Linked DNA regions of Homo sapiens: region 2 is linked to region 1. The links are chromatin contacts, found by Hi-C or POLR2A ChIA-PET in ENCODE. All regions are on one chromosome and are shown on one strand. Each heading gives the region's core, a stretch centred on a gene start or an enhancer-like site at or near the end of the contact. The rest is flanking DNA. Distances are from core to core; before and after follow the strand shown. Region 1 holds the start of VGLL3 (vestigial like family member 3). Region 2 has its middle 19 kb from the start of MIR4795.

Region 1 (6,760 bases), core at 3,991-6,490:
ATGACAGTCACCTAGCTTACAAGTTTGCTTTAAGATCTGCCTTAGGCATCATAAGCATAATAGTTTTATTCCCATTGAAAATTCCCTTTGCACAGATAGATATGACAAATATATATATATATACACACACACACGTATACACACACACACATATATACACACACGCACATAGCCCAGCTTCTTCTTCAGTAACCTGAAGAAACAGTGCATAGGAGAACAAGACTTTCCACTCTAAACACCTCTTTTACCATCTTATAGGTCACCTCCTTGCCATCTCCGGCTTTGTGAGATGTGAAATTTTACTAAGGGCTAGATAAGGTAGAACTTCCTTGCATTTAGCCAGAATACCCTTTACATAAATTTCCACAGTGTCACCTTGTCCTGGCATTTTGTTTCTTGGTGAACACATCCTCACTATGCATGATTTTATGGTTCTCAATCTTGCCCTTACCATCATCATTGTAATCTCGATTCTGGTTGACTGCCAGAGATAAGAGTTCAATTATTTTAACATTTAATTTTTCCTCCAGCTTTGAATTTTCTGGCTGGGAAGTTATAGGGAGCATGAAGCTGTGGGGCACTTTAAGTCTCGAAGTCTCTACAGTGAAGTTAATTTGTGTAGTGTGAAGTTATAGGGGCTGTTCTTTCTCAAAGAAGTCCTGTATAAATTTTTATAAATCTACTTAAGTCCTTACTTACAGTTGCAAGAAAAATAGATCCTCTGCCTCAAATAAGTTGTCTGTGAATTGAAACTACTTTGGTTATAACTGTATTCTTTTCTCTTAATGAATCTAAACTTATGTTGGAATAGCAATAATAGATGAGACACTTAACTGCTAATACCACTTCCTGTATTTTATTTTAGATAAATAAATATTCATTTGCTAACTGGATATACTGTTTCATCAACAAGGGTGCAACATGGATAGCATAAGTCATTAGCATAATCCAAATGCTTGCTAACGGCCTTTGGAATGCCTAAACTTAAAAAAGTACACTACCAAGGACTTGGAAAGAATCTCGCACTCCAACGCCAAAGAATCTATTGCATATTAATCTTCATTAGAAAAAAAATTGATTGGGGACCTAAAGACAAAAATAAGCCTATTGTGCAATAGCAAAACATTAAAAAAATTTAAAAAGCTTTAGGAAATTTCATGTCATTGTACAAAGATGCTACACCGGAGAAAGGGGGATCTGGTGATCCTAATTTTGTCACCAGCTTTGAAATCTTTAGCTAGGCATTTCAGCCCTATAAAAATCCATTTTCTCACTTGTAAAAAGAAGAGTTGAAGTTATGTTTTTCCAGGGCTTTTTTCTCTGACAAACCGAATTGCAGAACAATTTTATGACTCAACCAACGTAGCAGAGTCCAGAGAGAGTTTGAAAAAACACCTTACAAAACTTATAACTGAAGTTCTCCCTCCAAGGGCACTTAATTTTTTCAAGTGAAAGCATGCATGCAGATTCATCCAGCTGTTACCCTGGAAGAGGACAGAGTAAATATACTCCATTTTATATGAAGCCCAAAGTGTGATTGTTAAAAATCCCCATGCACAATTAGAAAACCAGTGACTGTTCTCTGTCTCATCTATAAACTGCATAATTCTGAAACCTTTGACAGCATGTGCTGAGAGACTGAGTCAAGGGTTCTCCTGAGGAGTTGTTAGAGACTGACATATTAAAGCCAGAAAGAGATGGTGGGCATGCGAAACAGGTCACCCAGCATCCCTCAGTAATTTTGGCTCTATAAACCCCACTGTAGGATTTATACCCAGCCATGCAATTTCTAGTAATTAATGTCAGGGACAATAAAATGTATACTTTGCACATATTTTAGCTTACTTTGACTTTTTAGCCCACTGTATACCTAAGTAACACACTGCAGTGCAAGCTAATATATATATACAGTTAACTAGGTTTTTAAAATGACATTCACTTATTACCCACCTACAACATGCAATATGTTCAACAAAAACCTAAACTTAAATTTCAGGTGCACATTTGTGCTTATCGGAAAACAGGTGAGAGTACACATGCCTGGATAATGAAGTTCTGTTATTTCCAAAATAATTCTCAATGTTATATGATCATTTGTTAAGAGGAAAAATATACCTGTGTTTAAAATCCATCATAAGGAATCATTTTGATACAGTAATTAATAAGGACTTCAGAGCCATACAGTTTGAGGGGGAAATTAGTTGACAGATACACTACTACAATTGAATACAGAAGTAATATAAAACTTTAATGCTGTCTTTTCTAGCATTTTTTAAATGGCTATTAAAATTTCTTGATTGCTGTTACTTTTCTTCGCTCCTTTTCCATTTTTTCCTTCTCCAAAAATCAATTTTTCAAATTCAGTAGGAGTTGTAGCCCTTACTTTTGTCTCCCAGGCAAGATGCTATTAGGGGTCACTTCCCATGTACGGAGAAAACAATCTTCATGGATAATAATGATAAAACCTTATGGAATGCAAAAACAACCAAAATATGTATTCTCGGATGACTGCATTAGGGCCAAGTCAATATTAGTCCCACTTCACCCACGCATTGCATAGTCTAAAAATGCTGTCAGCCTGATAAGAATTTCCTGATTTACTCTCTTTTCCAATAGAAAATGTAGGTCATCAAAATAAACTTCTGACACTAAAAGAACAGTAGTTACACTGTCAAGTCTTTTTTTTTTTATTTCGTTAGCCAGTTATGGTCAAACAGTTTCTTTACTTGACCAAAAAAAAAAAAAAAAAAAAAAAAAAAAAAAAAAAAAAAAAAAAAGAAGAAGAAGAAGGAGAAGAAAAAGAAGAAAAAGCAACATGAAAATTTCCAAGCACCTCCCTATGGCTCACTCAGCCTAACATCTAGTTAAGCAATGTCTACAAAAGCCCAAAATATAGAAGTTGATCATTATGTAACCAATCAATGTAGATAAATTGTTTTCTTTTTAAGAAGCTCAATGGTCAGAGTTTTCCTGATTTTTATTTTATTTTATTTTTTACTTTTTAAAATTGTTGTCTTCAGTATGTTGACGGTTTTAGCAAAAGAAATGAATTTGGGGACCGAGTCTCAGGGCTATTGCAAACATTATATAAAGTACTGGAGTCATTTCTTATTGAAAACTTTTATGATTGGCAATTTGCCATTTTCTCTGATACCGAATGTTATTTTCTAGCTCAAAAAAAAGTGTTACAGTATTAACTCCACACCACAGATTCATTAATTTCACAACCCTAAAAAATAAAGCCATATTTGAAACAACTTCTACTAGTTTGTTATTTTATAAAGGAGGAAAGTATCTTTCTGAACATGTAGAGAAGTTTTAGTTTGTTGCTCATCCACATTCCAAATGATAATTGAAGACCTCTGTAATATCAGAGATGCTTTGAAATGCTGGTGCTGCTGAATATTTTTTTTAAGAGGATAGCAAGAAAGTAGGGCTCCTTCCTCTTTTGCCCTAATTGGTTCTGGTTAAGCTGGTACTATTTAGCAGATGAATCTGGGGCATGTACCCTTCCAGAATTAGCTGAATTTCATAGTTCCTAAATTCTAAACGGAAAGTTAGATTTCTTTCTAAAGAGTAGCACTGTAATTCTAGCAAAGAGACAGAAGTAGAGGAAATACAGAAAGTAAAATGTCAGATTAATTAACAGCCCAAACCTAAGAAGGTTTGCAATAAAACATGTGGTACCTAAGAAAGTAAAAAGAAATAAATCAATATATTCTATGGATGGTAATTTCCTAACCAAATCTAGTTATTTTTTTTAAGTTTCTCCAAATCCGCCCACCCTAATTCCCATAGTCTGAGGTGGACTCTATTTTGGTACAGCCCTTGCCACATACATTTTTTATTTTAATGTAGCACTAACTAAGCCTTGGCACACTCTCCGTTGTATCCAGAGAGTAATGTCCAAGGGCGCCTCGTGCCAAATTCCCCAGAACTCTACTGTTCCTTCTAAAGTAACTATATCATCTCCTCAGTTCACGACCCCTTATTATGGACATCTTCAGTTACTCTTGGAAGAGTGGAGACTCAGCATCCAGAGATTCAAGGTAACCTTTTGGCCGAGGGACCCACTGTCAACAGACTGAACACGTACAAACTCTGTGCTTTGCTGGAATTAAAAAATGAATGAAGAACCTTGGAATCCATCCCTGTCCTCTAAGTCACAGTCACCGGGAGAAAGATTCTGTGGAGAAGTTCTAGTAACACCCGATAGACATTATGCTAGACCAGTGTTCCCCCATGAAAGTCCCAGATCATTTCGTGAACTCACTCTCCAGGTAGCTTCCCCTACCTCTGTCAGCGCACTTCATCTTCCTCATCAATAAAACCCTGAAACATTCCATCTTTCCAAATAAACAAAATAGTTGGTTGAAAGGAAGTTTACTCACATGGTCCTAAGATAGATGCCCTTGGTGAGCTTCAGAGAACTGAGTCCTAAGAGCTAGGGTGCCTAGGAGGAGCAGCCTCTGAGCTCCGGTGACCACAGCTCAATGAAGCCCCCAGCTAGGTCATGCCTCACCCACCCGTCCACCCTGCTGCTCTCCCTTCCCGGCTCTCTCGGGATGGCTTTCTGCTCAAGGACGCTCCCGCAGATCCCAGAGCATCCTCTGCGCCACGCGTGCCGGCGGGACGTCGCCGAGCCCCAGACCGATACTCTCGATGCCCTTCGCCCCCGCCCCCAGCAGGCTGCCCGTCCGGTGACTCACCTGCTGGCCAGGTTGGGGCGCCGGCTGATAGTAGGCTGTGGGGCAGGTTGTCGCTGCCATGGGGTTGGGCAGATACTGGGACGCTCCATAAGGCTGGGGGTGATACATCACCTCCGCACAACTCATGGCAGCCGGGGCAGTGGCGGCCCCCGAGCTGCCGCCGCCGCTCTACGCGCTGGCGCGAGGGGCGCGGGCGCCGCCGCCGCCGCAGCTGCCGCCTCTGTCGCTGCTCCAGCTGCTACTGCGGCGAAGGCGGGTCCTCGGCGGCCTCGGGCTCCGCGCGGGGCGCGGGGTCGGGAGGGACTGGCAATCAGCGGGGGCCCATGCGCGGGCACCTTCATCTTCAGCCCCTCCGGATGTTCCCTGCCGCGCTTATATAGCGGCTCAGGGACGCAGCCGCCCGCTGCGCCGCTGGGGCATTACCGCGTCCGGCTCCCGCGAGGGCTGCGGCGCCCACGGCAGCGCCAGTCACAGCCACAGCCCAGGCCCGGGTCGGGCAGCCGTGGGGAGCCCAGCTCCGGTTTGCATATACACAATGCACGCCCGGGGCTCGTCCTATCACGGGTGCTCCCGGCTGTGCGAGGACAGGGAGGCGGGGGCAGAGGGAGGGGGAACGCCGGGGAGAAGGGGGAGCACTTTGCCTCCCCAGGCTCTGACGCGGAACTTTGCAAAGTTTCTCCAACTCGCTTTGCAGCGGGCGGGTCACCCTGCAGGGGGACCCCGGGGAAGGCTGGCTGCGGATTGGAGCGAAGTTTGCAGCCCTCTCCGCCTCCCAGCATGGGATGGTGGTGGGAGGGGAATGGTATGCAGAGGCTCCGCGCCCTCAAGGCTCGGCAGGTTCCCACCCTGTCTCTGTCACCTGGCCGCCAGGGCGAGGGCTTCCCTACTCCAAGGAGATTTTACAGGGAACACCAACTCAGAGGCTGGGACCAAACAAAAGCCGAGTGTACAAAGGGGTAAAACAGAGCAGGCGCAGAATACACGGGGATTAGCTCCTACATTAAAATAATCATAAGTGAAAGTTAACATCTCTGCAAGTGCCCACATGCCAAGAATGCAACACAGTTTTCCACAAGCAATCTCTGCTTTAAGTTTACATCTTCATGGTATGACACTGCTGTGAGACGTCCACCATTTCTGGCTTTTACAGCCTGGTTTTCACAGAGCAATAAAGGGTAGTTGATTAAGCCCATTCGCTAATAAAGGTTTATCTCTTTGCAATTGGATCTGACCCTCTCCAAAATGGGGAAAAAAACGTCTGTGAGAATATACTTGTATTCTGACATAATCAGTAGAAATAATTATACTCACATTATTTTATTTATTTTGAGATAGGGTTTCCTTCTGCCGCCCAAGCTAGAGTACAGTGACATGAGCACAGCTCACTGCAGCTACCACCCCCACGCTCAAGAGATCCTCCCATCTCAGCCTCTGGAGTAGCTGGGACTACAGGCGTGCATTACCACGCCCAGGTAATTTTTTTAATTTTTTTTTTTATAGAGAAGGGGTCTTGCTATGTTACCTAGGCTGGTCTCCAACTCCTGGCCTCAAGTGATCCTTCTGCCTCGGTCTCCCAAAGTGCTGGGATAACAGGCATGAGGCACCGCACTGGGCCTCATTTTATAAATGAGCAAACTCTAGCTCTGAGATTCAGCAAACATATCTCTCCTTATACGTAGGCATCCTCTTTTATGACTCACAGCAATCTCTCATTTTTACAGTCTATCTTTTCTCAGAGAAAAAGTCAGTTTGAAAGTCAAATGCACTAATGTTTTTATAGTTTGAATTATGTCTTCCCAAAAATGTATATATTGAAGCCCTAACCCACAATATGGCTGTATTTGAAGACAGGACATATAAGGAGGTGATAAGGTTAAATGAGATTTAAAAGGTTGGGCCCTAATCTAATAGGACTAGGTTCCTTATAAGAAGAGAAAACACGCCAGAGATATCTATGTCTCCCCCAAACCCCACTCCCTGTCTCTCTGCTCTGTCAAAGAGGAAAGACCATCTGAAGTCATAGTGAGTTACCTACAAGCCAAGAAGAAAGG
Region 2 (6,956 bases), core at 2,603-5,102, 220 kb after region 1:
TCTACAAAGCAAAGGGCTTTTGTGTTGCTGTTTGCAAAGACTGCTTAATTTATTTGACATCCTTGGGAAAAAAGAAATCTGCTGTTCAACCAAGAAAAAAAAAAAAAGAGTAGGTTTGTCCCCATTATCTCTGAACAAGAAGTGCCAGGAAGCTTCGGGCTAGAATTAACATGAGATAGGCTATTACAGTTGTAAGAGCATTTAGCAGCCTTCCCTACTGACTTCAGAGTGATAATATATACAGCCTGGGTATAATCTGTCTCCTCTGCTGCTCTTTCTTTGCCTGTCCTCCTCTCCTTCTTTACTAATATACATGCCTTATTGTAATTCATGATAAGAAGTGAACAACAGTATTTTTCTACTAAAGTGACATTATTCAGTTGGAGTTTTACCTTTGGCAAAGTCATATAAAGAATCACCGTTTATATGTAACCATTTTTAAAAGCCAAACACAACATTCAAATATAAGAATATTCTATGACTCATGCTTTAGAAAGTAAATTAAATCTGGTATCTTTTCCAATACGAAAGGTGTTTTCACATATTGTTAATTTTCACAGCCAGAGAATGCAAATATTATTTAGACTATGGTATCATCATTTATGAAACAAAAAGCAGCAGTGTTAATAACTGAAGAATTTTCATCTCTTATTATTTTGTGATTAAGAATACCTATAACTATTGTTGTAAATAATAATATCTACCTGGTACTGAGTATAGTCCAAAGTAAATTTAAGCAAAAACAGCTTCTTCCTTGAAACTTACAAGATGGAATGCACCACAAGTGATGTTTGAGTATTTTTAGTTACTGAATTTCTCCAGGTGTTTTGAGTTTAATTTATCTTAAGTTGATATTAATCCTCTTGACATTAAAAATGCAAAGCAAAACAAAAAAAACAGCATATGCATGTCATTCAACAATTTTAAAAGGTCAGGCATCATAAAATCCAACAAATAATATTAGGGTATAAAATTATAAGATAAATAAGATGTTATTTATCTATGGAAATTTCTTTAGGTCAATTTTTTTCAACCTTTACTCTACTGACATTTAGGGTTGTCTAGTTCTTTGTTATTGGAGGCTGTCCTGTGCATTGTGGATTTTTAGTAACATCCTTGACTTCTACCTGTTAGATTTTATTAGCGCTCCCATCTCACCCCACAAACACAACATGAACTGTGATAACCAAAAACGTCCCTGGGGGGACAAAAGCACCCTCATTGAGAACCACTGCTTTAAGTGAAAAACCTAATGTAAATTTGACAATATTGTAATTACATCATTAACATTGGGAAAAGAAACTATCACCAAACTCTCAGTTGCAACATACATATTATGGATAGCAAGATAGAGCTGGGCTTCTCACATATTTCCTATATACCTTCTAGGAAATTGAAATATTACAAATATATCAAAAACTTATGATTCAAATATCACAAAACTTTTGAAATGCCATTGTCCTAGTCTGTTTGGGCTCCCATAACAAAATACCATAAAGTGAGTGGCTTAAACAACAGAAATTTATTTTCTCACAGTTCTGAAGGCTGGAGGTCCAAGATTAGGGTGCCAATAAGCTACATGGTTGGAGTCTGGTAAGGGCTCTTTTTGTAGCTGGCAGATAGTTTCCTCTTCTTTGTGTACTTACATGATCTCTTCTTGGTGAATGAGGTGGGTGTGGGGGGCACAAACAACCTCTTTAGTGTCTATTCTTATAAAGGCAATCCCATTATGAGGGCCATACTGACAGCTCATTTAACCCTAGTTACCTCCCAAAAGTCCCAGCTCCAAACAATACCACATTGGGGGTTAGTGCACCAACATACGAATTTTGGGGTGACAAACATTCGGTTCATAACAACCATTAAATTTCTAGCTTAGAAATTGCATGTTGGTTGAGACAAGAAGTAAAATATCTGTTCCTATATTCCTGGAAGAATAAGATAAATAATTGTCAATTACTTTTTAGTGTATCACATATCTTCGTTGTGTGTTCAGATTACATAAGCATTATTAACACTACTGGACATTTTTATTGATTAATTTTAAATTATGCTAGGTCTTCCACTTATGAGTTTGTGTTTTATTTACATTTATATAAAATAAAAAGAAAAAGAAAGAAATAAAAAAACTACCCAAAATATATAGGATCCAAAAACTATGTAAAATAGTATTTTTACTATTTACTAAAACACTAGTCTCGGTACTGAAAGTCTGAATGTGATTACTCTGACACACAGGGAAGGAAGAGTGACTGAGGAGTTGAGCAGGTGGGTCTGAGGGGATGCTCAGAGTGACAGAGTGATTCTGAGCAGCCATTTCATGGCAAAGTTGAATACACGTTGTGACTCATCCAGTTGTACACTGATAATTTGTATATTTTTCTTTATATACTTTACAACATAAAAAAAATTTAAGAAATGTTATGAATCACACATTTATGAATCACACATTTACTGCTTTTGCAGGAAAGATAAAGAAGACAGCCTCAACCCTCAAGCAAGTCAAAGTCTAAAGAAAGATTCAGACCTGCAAACAGATTGCACAACACAATGTGGTAAATGATAAATGACATATATGAGCAGAGTTCTTTACTAACACAGACGAGGAAATAATTAACTATGCCTGGGGAAATCAGAAAAGATTTTATGATAAGTAGCATTTGAACTGGGTCAGGAAGCATTGTAAGGGCTCATATTGCTACAAGTTAGTTACAAAAATGTAATTTAGTTTTGAAGAACAATTATAAATATAGGTTACCTGATCGTCAATCACCTTCAGGTAGCTCAATATTTATTGATTAACACTAAAAAAAATGTGAACCAGATGCAACCAAGTAAAAAAATCCTTGCCTTATTACCCAGAGTTTTATCTAAAATAGTAATAGTAAGCCTGGACATGTGTTTATGCTCCAACTGTGGATGTCTTTGTCATTGAAATGAGCTTTTCTTTTTTTTAACCATGTGACAATGAAAGGCAGAGGGCAACGAGACAATAGAAGAGATGAAACAGTAAAATGTCACATAAATGCTGATGGAGTACATTATGCAAATTGATACTATGCAAATACTTAAATGTAGTCTTAGTAATGAAGAGATATGAAAACATGAAAAAAATTCTTCAAAAATGGTTGCCAATCATCAGTGGCTGATTATGAATACAAAAAACTAACCCTTGAGGAAAAGAGCAATGGCCACATTCTCATTGATCCAAAATTTAACTGGAAGGAGATGCAGGCTCTGAGATACAGAGTCGCAGCAGCATCCATGTTAACAAGAACTGGAGTTCAAAGAGGAATTACTCTCAACCTTGTATACTGGTAAGAGGGTCTGTTTCAGGGAGTGGTGAGAAAACACATTAATTTTAATGAAATAAAAAGTTTGGCTTAGGAATTTCTGTTTTAGTGGAATTGTATTCTTGAGTACTGCTCTTCTCTGTCAAAGCCACTGTTGAATGATATGCTGGAAAAATTACTCAACCAGAAGTAAAATTTCACATTATTTAAAACCTCTATTTACTTTACTATCATTTTAATTTGGGAAATCCTCACTCTTTTTTCTTTAGCAAAACTCTCTCAAGATGGAACACTCAAATTAGTCAACTGTCAGGAGTGCTCTTGTAAGCTTCAACTCTTAAATTGTGGTTTACTCCTCACAGCCACCTAAATTTTCAGACTTTTCAGTGTCTTTCTCCATACTACATATTTTCTTTAACCTCAACTTGGGAATTCAATAATTCATCCTACTCTATTTTGCAGCTCAATGCTGAATTTAACATAATGGCATTTGCCACACTTTCCTGGATTCTCTTGTTTTGTCATCTTTCTGCTACACTCTCAAAACTATTTACTCCCCATGAATCAATACAAGCCCCACCTTTAATCCTCTTTTATGATGGATGTCTCATCCACTGGTAAAGATGAATCACGTTACAGCATCCCTTAGCATTCACACAAAAATGTGTTTTCTACTTTAAACTACATCAATAAGGTGCTTCCTATTACAATTACATTTTTGTCTATTGTTTGAAACATTTGTTCCAAATATTTACTATGCTCTTCAAATTCCCAAGCATATCCCTATCCCACACTGTTGGTAAAGATGCACATCAGTCAAAAATCCCATAACTTCTCTACCAGGCTCAGTTATCCACATCCAGAGCTGCACACCCACTTCTTTTCTCCTTCTCTGTCTCTGAGATCAAACTTCTCCAATTCTCAGAAATCAAACCTTTGACCTATGAACTAGAAATTATATTCTCTTTCCTTTTCTGTTGATCTCACTCCACTAATTATCCTCTTTCTCTTTTGCATTATACAGATTCTCTTTTACTTACCTAATTAAAATAGGTAAATTCTACTCAATCCAAAAACAACTCTGATTCCTTTTTCCAGAGAACAACAAAAACCATATCTCCATGTTACTACCTCCTACAGTTACTGACTTAGCTCCCTTCATGCGCTTTCTCTATTTGGCCAAACTTCTTGAAAGAATACTTTAGACTTCCTTTTATTTGTATCCTAAATTTTTATTTATTTCTTGTAAAGGGGTAAATAGGGAAGCGAAAATCTGGCTTGAGCGTATATAGAAGGCTATAGGTCCTTGGGCAGATTACATAAGTTTTCTAAGTCCCAATTTCCTATTCTATAAAATGTTGTTACCCACTGTGCAAAATTGGTAGAGGAATTGAATAGCATAATATTATAAAACACTTGACACAATACCTGATATAGTATAAATGCCCCATAAATATTATCTATCATTATTCCTTAATATTTTTGTTTTTTTTTTTTTACTATTGTTCTTCAACCCACTATAACCACTTCTGCCCATAAACCCATCCTGCATAATTCTACGGAGTCACCCTTGTGAGAATCACCAACAACCTTGTCAAATCCAATGAACTACATGAAAAGTTTTTGTTCTGCTTTAATACTAATATTTGATGTCGTTAGGTGCTCTTGCCACTTGGAATACTTCCTTTATTTGATGTTTACAATGTCTTCCTCTCTCTTAGTTCTTCCCTCTACTTATTCCTTATTTGTGTCCATTGTTGAATACTTGCTCTTAATGAGCTGCTAAATACTGGATCTCATCAAAGTTCCATCCTTGATTCCATTTTCCTCACTTCCTTGAATGTTCGTTAGGAGAGTTTACTTGAACAAAGCTGATGACTCCAGCTTCACATCTTCCTTGAGCTCCGAACTATTTTCAGTTCTGTGCTGGAGGGCTTCACACAGATGTCTCACATACATACGAAACATAGGATGTCTAGGGTGGAACTCATTTGCATTCCCCTCAAATAATGTGCCTTCTGCAATCTTTATCCTAATTTTCTCTATCTACTAGTCTGCAGTTCTAATTTTGGACCTATCATAACTCAACTGAAATATTCAATTCATTTCTTTTTATCTAGTGGATTTGCACTCCCAGCTTATCTTCCATACAGTTGTCTTCTCAAAAACCAGATATTGGCAGTAAGCCAAGATCGCACCACTGCCCTCCAGCCTGAACGACAGAGTAAGATTCTGTCTCAGGAAAAAAAAAAAAAAATCAAATATTGGCACTACAACATGAATGTACTTAATACTAATGAATTGTACACTTACAAATGATAAATGTTATGTTGTATGTATTTTACTACAATAAAAAAATCAAATAAATAAAGTGGTTCAAATGCTGAGGACATTTAGTGGTCTTTAGTGGTTCCCACTACTACAAGCTCTTCATCATTGCAAATAAGATATTTCAGATAGAGCTCCAGCTCAATTAAGCCACGACATATGCTTTTCTAAAGCTTACAGATTTAAGAATTTTATTTATATTTGCTGAAAGGGCTCTCTTTTCTTTTGTTTCTCTCTCTCTTTTTTTTTTTTTTTTTGAAACAAAGTTTCTCTCTCTTGTTGCCCAAGCTGGAGTGCAATGGCATGATCTCAGCTCACTGCAACCTCCGCTTCCCAGGTTCAAGCAATTCTCCTGCCTCAGCCTCCTGAGTAGCTAGCTGGGACTCCAGGCATGCACTACCACGCCCTGCTAATTTTTGTATTTTTAGTAGAGACAGGGTTTCACCATGTTGGCCACGCTGTTCTCAAGCTCCTGACCTCAGGTGATCCACCCGCCTCAGCCTCCCAAAGTGCTGGGATTACAGGCATGAGCCACCACACCCAGCCTTTTTTCTCTTTTTTTTGAGACAGTCTCCCTGTGTCATCCAAGCTGGATGAAGTGCAATGGTGCAATCATAGCTCACTGCAGCTTCGACCTCCCAGGCTCAAGTAATCCTCCAACCTCAGCCTCCTGAGTAACTGGGACCACAGGCATGCACCACTATGCCTAGATAATATTTTTGTAACTTTTAAAAAATTAATTTTTAATTTTTGTGGGTACATAGCCAGTTTATATATTTGTGAGGTACATGAGATGTTTTGACATAGGCATGCAAGGTGTAATAATCATATCATGGGAAATGGGGTACCCATCCCCTCAAGCATTTATCCTTTGTGTTGAACATAATTCATGTATACTCTTTCAGCAATTTTTAAATCTATAATCAAATTATTTTGACTATAGTCATCCTGTTATGCTATCAAATTCTAGGTATTAATAGTAACATCATGGAGAATGGGGTAGCCATCCCTCAAGCATTTATCCTGTGTGTTTCAAGCTATCCAATTACACTCTTAGTTATTTTTAAATGTACAATGAAGTTATTATTGACTGCAGTCACCCTGTTGTGCTATCAAACAGTTGTAATTTTTGTAAAGACAGGGTTTCACTTTTGCCGAGGCTGGTCTAGAACTCCTGGGCTCAAGCAATCTTCCTGCCTTGGCCTCCCAAAGTCCTGGAACTGGCCAGGCACAATGGCTCACGCCTGTAATCCCAGCACTTTGGGAGGCAGCGGCGGGTGGATCACGAGGTTAGGAGTTCAAGACCAGCCTGGCCAAGATGCTGAAACCTCGTTT

What was found. Hi-C counts contacts between places; a loop is a spot of excess contacts on that map. ChIA-PET counts read pairs that join two places held with the same protein, here RNA polymerase II (POLR2A).
Region 2: a map of PC-3 shows a loop between it and region 1 (4-fold over the local background). The contact joins the enhancer-like site here to the promoter of VGLL3 in region 1. A Hi-C loop is called at or near these places in 1 of 168 maps with a recorded cell type or tissue (PC-3). POLR2A ChIA-PET finds 5 or more read pairs at or near these places in 1 of 52 experiments (Panc1).

The regions. Positions count from the first base shown.
Region 1 is chr3:86,985,909-86,992,668 of GRCh38, forward strand. It overlaps VGLL3 (vestigial like family member 3), which reads right to left and starts at 5,241. Exons shown (of 4, transcript NM_016206.4): 1 at 4,710-5,241. The coding sequence starts at 4,835.
Region 2 is chr3:87,203,844-87,210,799 of GRCh38, forward strand. No RefSeq gene overlaps it. Among named protein-coding and RNA genes, the nearest start is that of MIR4795, 19 kb to the right of the region's middle. Within about 2 kb of position 3,853, at least 2 of the 41 ENCODE cell types and tissues checked have a DNase peak (open chromatin) inside an H3K27ac peak, as active enhancers do; they include PC-3, where a contact is called at or near this core.